2 separate regions of the Homo sapiens genome follow, and region 1 is linked to region 2. Evidence: read pairs that join two places in POLR2A ChIA-PET (ENCODE). Cell type or tissue: Panc1. All regions are shown on one strand. Each heading gives the region's core, and the rest is flanking DNA. Links, peaks and the distances in the headings are about the cores only. Region 1 overlaps NEURL1B (neuralized E3 ubiquitin protein ligase 1B). Region 2 overlaps SH3PXD2B (SH3 and PX domains 2B).

Region 1 (5,369 bases), core at 250-5,249, 280 kb before region 2:
GCCCTTCCTTTGATCTAAAAAGAGCCCAAGGAAATGGCAGTTACCGTCAGGAGGATGGCAGGAAGCAACAGCTCCCGATACTCTGGCCCCGAGACGCCGGCTTCCAGCCTGCTGGAGTTCCGCAGATGGCATGCTGGCTGAGGTTTTCAGCAGATTCCTCTCCACCAGGAAAGGGAATTGCCAAATGGGAGAATCGTCTATTCTGCCTCTTCCTTTGAACATGAGGATTACACTGGAGTTTCACTGGGCCTCTGCTATGTAGTGGGTACATGTCTTGGTTTATTGGGTTTAATCTTCAGGAAAACTCTGCAGAGTGGGTTTTACCACCTTGATTTCCCAGATGAGGAAACTGAGGGTCTGAGAGGACCAGGCTCATGCCCTTTCTTCCACCCCACCCCTTCTTCAAGGCAGCTGCCATAACTTTTGGGTTGGCGGGGCGTGGGGAATGGTTCATGGACCTTGTTAGAAGCAATAAAATCTATAGAGGCTTCCCCGCCAGAAACATACCCAGACTCCATGCACAATCTGATATTCAACTTCAGGGTTTCCCCCCAGAAACATACCCAGACTCCATGCACAATCTGATATTCAACTTCAGGGGCTTCCTGGACCTGGACCTTTATAACATGCGTCCTTGGACTGTAGACCTTGAGTGAGAAATCTCTGGTTCAAATGACATTTGCCCCAGTCCAAAATGTAAACCAGCACTGTTGGCAGTAGGAAGCAACATGGTGCTCATGTGTGTTGGGGTGAGGGGGGCAGGCTGTGCTCTAGAGAGAGGAAAAGGCAAGGCTGGTATTTAGCAAGGCTTCCCGCCATATCCAGAGGGGCCAAGATATCAGTCACCTTTGCCAACAAAGTTCCATTTTCCATTGGTGGGTTTAAAAGTGGGCTGGAAAAAAACATAACCAGGCTGGGCACGGTGGCTCACGCCTGTAATCTCGGCACTTTGTAAGGCCGAGGTGGACAGATCACCTGAGGTCAGGAGTTCGAGACCAACATGGTGAAACCCTGCCTTTGCTAAAAATACAAACATTAGTCGGGTGTAGTGGCGGGCATCTGTAATCCCAGCTACTTGGAGGCTGAGGCAGGAGAATCACTTGAACCCAGGAGGCGGAGGTTGCAGTGTGCTGAGATCGCACCACTGCACTCCAGCCTGGGCGACAGAGGGAGACTACATCTCAAAAAAAATAAAGAGAAAAGAAAAAACATAACCAACCCTTCCTCACCTCTGCCAAATGGGGCAGTGACAGGCACTCAGGAGACAGACACCAGCTTACTGGACTTTGTTCCCTTTTTCAGAGGCCTGGTTGGCCAGCATCCCCAAGGGAAAAGGGCCAGCCCGCGCTGGTAACTGCCACTCTGCTCCCTTTGCTTTGCAAACAAAACCCCGTCAACAGCTGCAAGGACATCCCAGAGAGGCCAGAGGTCGCAATGCTGCTTGTGGGGAGAAAAGCTCACTCCATCCAGGCCTAAGTGGCAGACCTCTCAGCTTGAGTGGGCTCTGATGCGAGAGTTCCCAGGGGGTGAGGTCATCCCGACGCCCCCTCAAAGCATGCTCAGCCAGGGCTGGGATTCCCAAGCTGACTCCGACCCTCTGCCGGGCCCCCTGACTGTGGTCTCTTCTTGATAAAGGGACCCAGGAAACTCCAACTTCAGAGGCGCCGGCTCCCAGGGCTAGGGCCCCACTGCAGTGAGAGGTGGGGGGAATGTGCCCTCATTCCTTCTCGAGTACATCACTTCCTCCTTCATCTGACATTTACAGAGCATCTGCTCTGGGCCAGGGCCCGCGCTGGCTGCCGGGTACATGCACTGACAAGTCACACACTGTCCCCGCCCCCTCGAGCTGAGACCAGCTGCAAGGATGGACATAAGCAGACCCCATGACTGCACAGGGTGGTGGCCAGGGAGGGCTGGGGCAGTGGCGACAGCTTCTCAGGGGAGCTGCTTTGCAGACTGAGGAAGCAGGGCTGGGAGGATGACAAAGGATGGGGAAGTGTGTTTCAGGCAGAGGGAACAGCACCAGCAAAGGCCTGGAGATGAGAATCAGCTGAGAGCACTGGGGAACTGTGAGGAGTACAGGCCAGAAGGGAGAGGGGAGGGTGGAGTGGGAGTCAGGGGCAGTATCACAAAGGGTCTTAAAGGCCATGCAGGGGAGGTTAAAGTCCTCCAGAAGGTTCTGGGGGCTGCTGAAGGGTTGGGATCAGGGAAGAAAAACTCCTGTGGATCCACCTCTCTGAAAAATGAGATTGAAACCCTGGGCCTTCCTTTCTTCCATGCCAGTCAAAGTGACCCAGCGTGGCAGGAGTAAGAAAACAGTCCAGGTTTTGAATGTCTCTTCCAACGGCTGACATGGTCCTGCCCCTCAGCGCCTGCTTCTCCTCCTGGCAGCCCCTGGCAGCTGCCCAGTGATAAGCTGGCTGAGGTTGCCAGGCCTACCGTTTCTCCTTCTCTTTGCCTTGAGGACAGCCACTCCCCCAGCCTGGGTGGTGCCCAGAAGCCTGGCTGCTCCCAACTTCAGCCCCAGGAGAGCACCTGCGGGGCCTGAAGGTCAGCATTTTTGGCACAATAGACCCACTGGCCCAAGTTCCCCTGGAGCAACACTGTTCTTGCTCCTGGACTGAAGAAATGTTCTTCACACCCCAACAGCTGGGCAAAATGTTTGCTGGTCCCAAGGTCTCTCACTTACATCCTGACCTACAAGAAAAAAGCTAGACTACGTATAAGTAGCTTAATCCACCTTCTGGCACAGAGGGTGAGCAATACCCTGGCTTGGTCTCAGGAAGGAAGCTTTGGGGGGGGGGGGGCGGGCAGGGGTGGTGGTGGATGTCATCAATCAGCTTGTTTTGAGCTCCTCAGAGGCCACAGTTTGGCGGAACTTGGGGACGAACAATAAGCAAAGCATCTACAAAAGGAAGAAAGTGACTGATTACAGCAGGGGGACGGAGCCCCAGGGCTGAGTGTCCCTGAGGCCTGAAAAAGAATTGGGGGTAGGGCCTGATGGGAGAGGCAGACCTCCCAGGGGACAATGGCCCCCCACCCATAGGACCTTGCAGGAACCTCCTGACGGTGATGGAGGAGGTGATGGCTACCAGACCCCCTCCCAGGGAGGAGGGCGGCTCTGAGAGATTGGGTGAGCTGCCCATGACCAGGAATTGTGGCATGGGTGTTTGAACTCATACCAGCCTGGCTCCCAAGGCTATGACAAAGATGCTATGGCTCCTGACGGCAAAGTGCAGAAGTCATCCCTGCAGGGAAGGAGGTCAACACAGTGCCTGACACAAGGTAGGTCAGCTAATGTCATCTTCCCAGCCACACTCGGCTCTGAGGCCCCCCAGGAAGTGACTCTGATGCGTGTCTCGTCCTTCTCTGGAGATGCAGCCTTCTCTTCTCTCTCCCCCTCACTCACCACGCAGGGCTTCCCCCAAACGCCTGAAAGCCTCATGAGAGCAGGTAAGTGTGGACTGAGGATGCCTGCAGGAAGCCCGCATGGACTTCTGCTCCCTTCCCCAAGAGGTAAAGGGCTACGTGCTTGGAAGGCATGCTCTGGAGCCTGTAGGGTCCAGCCCTACGGAGCTTAGCGGGTGTTCTCCCTGTGTGCGGAGACGAGAGATTGTAATAAATAAGACACAAGACAAAGAGATAAAGAGAAAACAGCTGGGCCCGGGGGACCACTACCACCAAGACGTGGAGACCGGTAAGTGGCCCCGAAAGGCTGGGTGCACTGATATTTATTGCATACAAGACAAGGGGGCAGGGTAAGGAGGGTGAATCTTCTAAGTGATTGACAAGGTGAAGCAAGTCACGTGATCACTGGACAGGGGGCCCTTCCCTCTTAGGTAGCTGAAGCAGACAGAGAAGGCAGCATATGTCAGCGTTTTCTTCTATGCACTTATAAGAAAGATCAAACACTTTAAGATTTTCCCTATTCCTTCTACCACTATCTACTACGAACTTCAAAGAGGAACCAGGAGTATGGGAGGAACATGAAAGTGGACGAGGAGTGTGCCCATTGAAGCACAGCACCACAGGGAGGGGTTTAGGCCTCCGGATGACTGCGGGCAGGCCTGGATAATATCCAGCCTTCCACAAGAAGCTGGTGGAGCAGAGTGTGCCCTGACTCCTCCAAGGAAAGGAGACTCCCTTTCGTGGTCGGCTAAGTAACAGGTGCCTTCCCAGACACCGGCGTTACCACTTGACCAAGGAGCCCTCAAGCAACCCTTATGCGGGCGTGACAGAAGACTCACCTCTTGCCTTCTAGGTCACTTCTCCCAATGTCCCTTCAGCACCTGACCCTATACCCACCGGTTATTCCTAGGTTATATTAGTAATGCAACAAAGAGTAATATTAAAAGCTAATGATTAATAATGTTTATAATAATGATTGATAATTGTCCATGATCATCTCTATATCTAATTTGTATTATGACTATTCTTATTCTAACCATTTTCTTTATTATACTGAAACAGTTTGTGCCTTCAGTCTCTTGCCTCGGCACCTGGGTAATCCTCCACCCACAGGAGCCCTGATTAGAATCTCCATCCCATGTGTCCTAAGTTCTGGCGATCTGACAGTCCTTGGTTCACTGGTCCTCTCTATAGCCCTGTGAGCCCATTTCACATATAGGGACATTAGGCCCAGAGAGGGTAAGGGGCTGGCACAAGTTCATGAGGCAGATAAACAGCACGGTGAGGATTCGACTCAGGTCTGAATCCAAAGCCCATGCATGCTGTTGGTTATCATGCAGAATTGCTTCCCTAGCCAACCAGTCATCCATCATGGGGACGTGAGGGACTGACTCAAATAGTCTATAGCAGGACTATTTGGTCCTACTGCACAGATCAATTTTGGGAGCACAGATCCCTTGCCTCCAAGGAAAAAAGGTAATGGCCACTTAACAGAGTTCCCAGCTTGTGCTGGATTTGGACTTCACCTAGAATCTCCTATTTATTCATCATCGCAGCCCCATGAGGGAGGGAGGGACTGTCATTATCCCCATCCTAAAGATGAGGACATGGCGGTTGTTAGGAGTTTTAAATTTATTTTCAAAGAATTAATATGTCAGTGTGTTCAATTCTTTGCCTTCTACTTTTAAACTTAACTTCTGGGGAAGCGGCGGCAGGCGCCATGTCCGGCCGCGAAGGTGGCAAGAAGAAGCCACTGAAACAGCCCAAGAAGTAGGCCAAGGAGATGGACGAGGAAGATAAGGCTTTCAAGCAGAAACAAAAAGAGGAGCAGAAGAAACTCGAGGAGCTAAAAGCGAAGGCCGCGGGGAAGGGGCTCTTGGCCATAGGTGGAATTAAGAAATCTGGCAAAAAGTAAGCTGTTCCTTGTGCCTGAGGAGATGGTGACCCTTTATTTCATCTGT
Region 2 (5,369 bases), core at 174-5,173:
CCCCACTGCCGGTGAGCAACGGGGCCGGGATTTCATCCTGACCAGCCAGGCTCCGAAGCTCTCCAAAATGCCCACCACAGCCCTGCCTCCCTGTCACTTCTCCCTGCAGTGGACAGGCCACTTGCCCAGACGCCTGTCGCTACACAGCCAGCAGCCCCAGCCACACAGTGCACACCACATAAAACTCTAGCACCGCCTGCTTACCCGCACTTACGCACCAACACTCTGGCCGGCCCGGGTGCTTTGGGGAAAGCAGGAAGGGATCTGGCTAACGGAGAAATAGCAGTGGGGAAAAGAGATCAGCCCAAGGTGCTGGGAGTGTCCTGGGGTCACAGGAGCAAGAGCGGGCAGAGTTTGGGGTCCGTCTGGGCTCATTCGAGAAGGGCTGAAAAGTACCAGCCAGGCTCTGTTCCAGAAGTAGATGCTGCTGCTCTTGGCGCTGCGTTCGCTGGATGCCCCAGGCAGCAGCCGTAACCAAGGCTGAGTTTGCTGAGCAGCCAGCGTGGCGGGCAGTGTGCCAAGCACTGTATGTGTATCAAGAGAGAAAGACACATGCTCCCTTTTGGAAATGATCTGCTGGAATCACAAAAATTTTTTAAATAGACTTGTGAGGAGAAAGCATGAAAGTGTTTTAACAAGTGAAGTCAGGCCATTTATATTTATACACACACACAGCGACCTCCAAAATCGAGTTCACAGACTTCCGAGTACACCACTCAGGACTGATGGTTTGCTAGCACACAGATGAGTAGACCTAAGTTTCTGCAATAAATATATCCCAATATGCACCATTTCCTGTGACGAGCACGGAGCGAGTAAACACAGCTTCTCATAGTGAGCGCACAGAAGTGCGTGGTTTTGGAGTGAAGGGAGACTGTAAGAGGCAACAGTAAACCTTTGAATCGGATGTCACAAGGGAATGCCTTACCAACACGGGAGCCAAGACACAGTTTCATAAATTTGAAAATAATCATAAAGATACAGAATAATATAAATCTGATAATTTGGGGTGTTTCGCTCGTGCTGGCTAATGTTTTTGTTCTTAGTGTCTTTGGCGTTGGTGTCTGGTAAGCATTTCCCAATTTGTGTCGCCATCATGAAATATGGGGAAATAGTCTCAAAGCACCTTTGTCTCCAGTCCTCCTGGGCTTACAGGATTGAACTGCCATTCAGGCTCATAGCCTCTGGCTTCACTTATAATTTCTACACAAGGTAAATCAAAGGATACAGAGCTTATTGTGTTCCCTTTCCACTTCATTTTCTCACGAAACTGCCCAATAAAAACTGTCATTCCCTCACGCCTGTAATCCCAGCACTTTAGGAGGCCGAGGCGGAAGGATTGCTTGAGCACAGGAGTTCAAGACCAGCCTGAGCAACATAGTCAGATCCTGTCTCTACTAAAAATAAAAAAAAAATTAGCCGGGCATAGTGGTACGTGCCTGTAGTCCCAGATACTCAGGAAGCTGAGATGGGAGAATTGCTCGGGCCAAGGAGGTTGAGGCTGCAGTGAGCAGTGATCGCCGCCACTGCACTCCAGCCTGGGTGACAGAGGGAGCCTCTGTCTCAAAAACAAAAACAAAAAAACCTGTCATTCCTCTCTTACAGATGAGGAAGCTGAGGTTCAGAATAATAAAAGGGACTTTTAACAAAATGATAATGAAAGAGAGGCACAGTTTGGAAGAGGTGAAGGTGAATTTTCCCCAGGTCAGCCTGAGTCTGAACCTAAGCTCAGTCCCACACAAGAGGCTCACTTGATAGAAAAGAGCCTGAGTTTGGAATCTAGTACACCCAGGTTCGAATCCTGCCTCTGCCACTCCTGGGCTTTGTGGCCATGGGCCTCCCTCACTTTGCTTCTGGGCTTCCACTTGCTCTATTGTGAAATGGGAGTAGCTGTACTTTGTAGGGTAATGTTGAGGACTGAGTGACTGCCACAGGGAAAAATTCTAAGACTTTGCCAGCTGCTCAGGAAGTGGCGGCTCATGGTAGTGCCCCTCTTGGAATGACCAGACATTGTTGTCTTTATTCCAGCGCTGTCTCTTAAGAGTTGATCAAGATGCCCAGCCTGATATACCCTCAGCAGGGAAAATTGCCTGACTACTGTCTTAGTCTGTTCCACCTGCTATGACAAAAATATCACAGACTGGGTGGCTTAAACAAAAATGTATTTCTCACTTTCTGGAGGCTGGAAATCCAAGATCAAGGTGCCAGCTATTTCAGTGCCTGGTGAAGGCCACTTCCTGGTTTGCAGATGTGTCCCCACATGGGAGAGAGAGAGAGAGAGAAAGCCAGCTCTCTTATGTCTCTTCTTTTTTTTTTTTTTTTTTTTAATTTTTTGTAGAGACAGGGTCTGGCTATGTTGTCCAGGCTGGTCTGAAACTCCTGGGCTCAAGCGATCCTCTTACCTTTGTGTCTTCTCATAAAGGCGCTAATCCTATCCGGGGGGCTCCACGTTTATGACCTAATTACCCCTAAAGCCTCCATCTCCAAGCACCATCACACTGGGGTTAGTGTTTCAATATATGAATTCAGTTTATAGAAGCCACTTTCCTTTTTTTTTTTTTTTTTTTTTTGAGACAGAGTCTTGCTCTATCACCCAGGTTGGAGTGCAGTGGCGCGATCTTGGCTCACTGCAAGCTCCGCCTCCCAGGTTCACACCATTCTCCTGCCTCAGCCTCCCAAGTAGCTGGGACTACAGGCGCCCGCCACCATGCCCGGCTAATTTTTTGTATTTTTAGTAGAGACGGGGTTTCACCGTGTTAGCCAGGATGGTCTCGATCTCCTGGCCTCGTGATCCACCTGTCTTGGCCTCCCAAAGTGCTGGGATTACAGGCATGAGCCACCATGCCCGGCCTATAGGAGCCACTTTCAAGCTGGGTAAGATTGGGCAGGTTTTTCTGCCCCTTGCCTCAGTCTCCTCTTATGTAAGATGGGCCTGATGACACCTCCCTCACAGAATTGCTTGGGGAATCAAATGAGAAGATGTGGAGAAAATCACTTGGAACTGCTCTACAGACCATATTGCCCAAGGGCAGAGGAAGGAGCAGACAGCAGCCACGAGGGTAGTATTGGCATTGGTGTGCATTCCTTGGGCCCCTGGATTCAATGATAGCCAGATTTTCTTCTACTTTAACTTTGGGGAGCATCTTGGACCACTTAGAGAATCCAAGTTTAACTTTGGGGAGCATCATGGACCACTTAGAGATTCCAACAAAAGCTTTCTTCCCTCTTCCTGGAAGAGCACCTGCAGTTTCAGGAGGTCCTTATTTGTGCAGAATCCTGTACATGGACCTGAGGTGAAGAAGCCCCGCGCTGGCGGCCCTTCCCAGTGTTAGTGCTGGGATGCCTCTGCCCTCTCCCTGGCAAGGGTGGTTGCAGTGGCCCCAGCCTCTGAGCAAGCATCAGACCAACTTAGACACACAGAGGGGAGAGGGCCAGGCCAGGGGCAGCTGCTGTGCTTGGGAGGAGTCTGGTCATCTTCATTCAAGAAGGAAGGACACTCGGGGACAAAGGGTGTGAGCCAGCCCTCGAGAGGAGGTGGGAAGTCCCGGAGGCTGCATGGTGGCTTTGTGGTACTCTCTGGCTTCCTCTCTTTGGTGGCAGAGGCAGCCTCACTAGCTTGCTGGCTTGGGCTTGTAGAAATAGCGCAGGACAGGAGCTCTCAGCCCATGCTGCATCCAGCCAAGGGCACTGGCATTGTTCATTCATCAGCCAGATAGGGAGGGCCTGCTGACTTTCACAGTGGTGGGAAAAGCTGTGTGAACATGTGGGTACACAGGCACCCATGCATACACAAATAGAACATCCACTGAAAATACAAAACACAGCCCAGACTGTACCAAAGAAAGCACCAAGTAACAGCTGAGATAAGCTAGCATGCTTATCTCATATCTTATATACGTCCATCATGCTGGAGTATATGTATCTGGTTCTGAGAGCCTTCCTGAAAAGAAAGGGAAGGTTCAAATCTCTTTGTCCCTTCCCAGCTGTGTGACCTTGGACAAATGACTTGACTTCTCTGAGCTTATTTTCTCATCAGTAAAGCGGGCGTCACTACCCTGGCTCACAGCTTGGTTGTGAGGACTAAGCAAGACCCTGCCCATAAAGGATGGTGTCTGGCACAGGGCAGGTGCTTACCTAGTGATGCCTTCCTGTCTTTAAGCCAGGATTTGAAAAGGAAGGAAGGTGGTTGCCAAGGGCCCAAGGGATGGTTCTGGGGCCACAGCAGGCAGTCTCAGCTGGGTCCTGGTTGTTGGTTTAGGGATGGTGAACTTGAGGGTTATACCCATTGGGGTTGGTCTGTTGGTCAGGATCCTGAAGGTCAACCCATGTTAGGGCTTGACATGGACTTTGGGCGTCTTTCCTAGCCAGCTGGTGCTATTGGAGGAGGGTTTTGGCCGCCATGAGTAGGAAAACTTGGGAACACCCCAAGCATGTCACACCAAGAAGATGACCCACCTGCTTGAGCAAACGCATGCTGTGGCTGCCTGAACCCAAGAGTCCCCTGCCGCCCCCACTCCTCTGCTCTGGCTGGGACAGTGGAAGCAGGGGTGCATGGCTCAGCAGGAGCCCGGGTCTTAAGCCCAGACCACGGCTCAGGTCGCAGGCCTGGATGGCAACTCTGGCAGCTGGTGCTTTCTGTAGAAGCAGCCTGGTGGAACCTTCGTTAGTGTGTCTTGATGCAGCAGCCAAGAGGGGAGCTTCAGTCACTGGATGGTCCAGGTGGTGGTCAGGAGAGTGGGCTCCAGCCAGACTTCCTGGGTTCCAGTCCTGGGCCTGGTACCTCACCTCTCTGGGCGTCAGTATCTTCATCTGCAAAATGGAGTAACCCTCAAAGGGATGTATGCGGACGCAGTGAGGCAGTCCAAGTGTAGCTTTCTGACCAGGACCCAGTGAGTGCCAGTGAAGGTGAGCTAGGACATTCCACTCTGACCCTCACCCTTCTCTGCATGGGCGCTGTGAAGGTCAACCTCAGTGATGTTATCCCTGGAGGGAGGACATCACCACCAGCCCAGCCCGACCTGGCCAGACTCTGCTGCGCCTCCCAGACATACAGGAGGACTGTAGCCCCTGCTCTTGGGCTTGGCTCCCTCACTGCTCTCTCCCAGGTTGCTCTGAAGCATTATTACATGGTGGTTAAAAACCCAGACACATTGAGTAGACATTTCTCCAAAGAAAATGCACAAATAGCCAGTAAGCATATGAGAAGATCCTGGCATCATTATCCATCAGGAAATGCAAATCCAAGCTACAGTGAAATATCATTAGATCCAATTCACACCCACTAGAATGGCTGTAATCAAGAAGATAGATAGGCCAGGCATGGTGGCTCATACGTGTAATCCCAGCAGTTTGAGAGGCCAAAGCGGGCA

Evidence for each region. Peaks named below come from ENCODE experiments on the same cell type or tissue, not always from the same donor. Only the 100,000 strongest peaks of a DNase experiment are listed, where the experiment ranks them.
Region 1: POLR2A ChIA-PET joins it to region 2 with 15 read pairs; 2 of 35 experiments call an interaction of 5 or more read pairs at or near these places.

Annotation. Positions count from the first base shown.
Region 1 is chr5:172,656,473-172,661,841 of GRCh38, reverse strand. All of the region lies in intron 1 of NEURL1B (neuralized E3 ubiquitin protein ligase 1B), which reads right to left. It also overlaps the pseudogene LOC100130394. Among named protein-coding and RNA genes, the nearest start is that of MIR5003, 3.0 kb to the left of the region's middle. RefSeq lists enhancers at 1,648-1,737, 2,033-3,027. In Panc1, for the core only: no CTCF peak of the experiment used is centred there; no DNase peak of the experiment used is centred there.
Region 2 is chr5:172,376,271-172,381,639 of GRCh38, reverse strand. The region is part of intron 5 of SH3PXD2B (SH3 and PX domains 2B); the gene reads left to right. Among named protein-coding and RNA genes, the nearest start is that of SH3PXD2B, 76 kb to the left of the region's middle. RefSeq lists an enhancer at 3,377-3,506 and a silencer at 3,807-3,866. In Panc1, for the core only: no CTCF peak of the experiment used is centred there; no DNase peak of the experiment used is centred there; H3K27ac peaks cover 2,660 bases.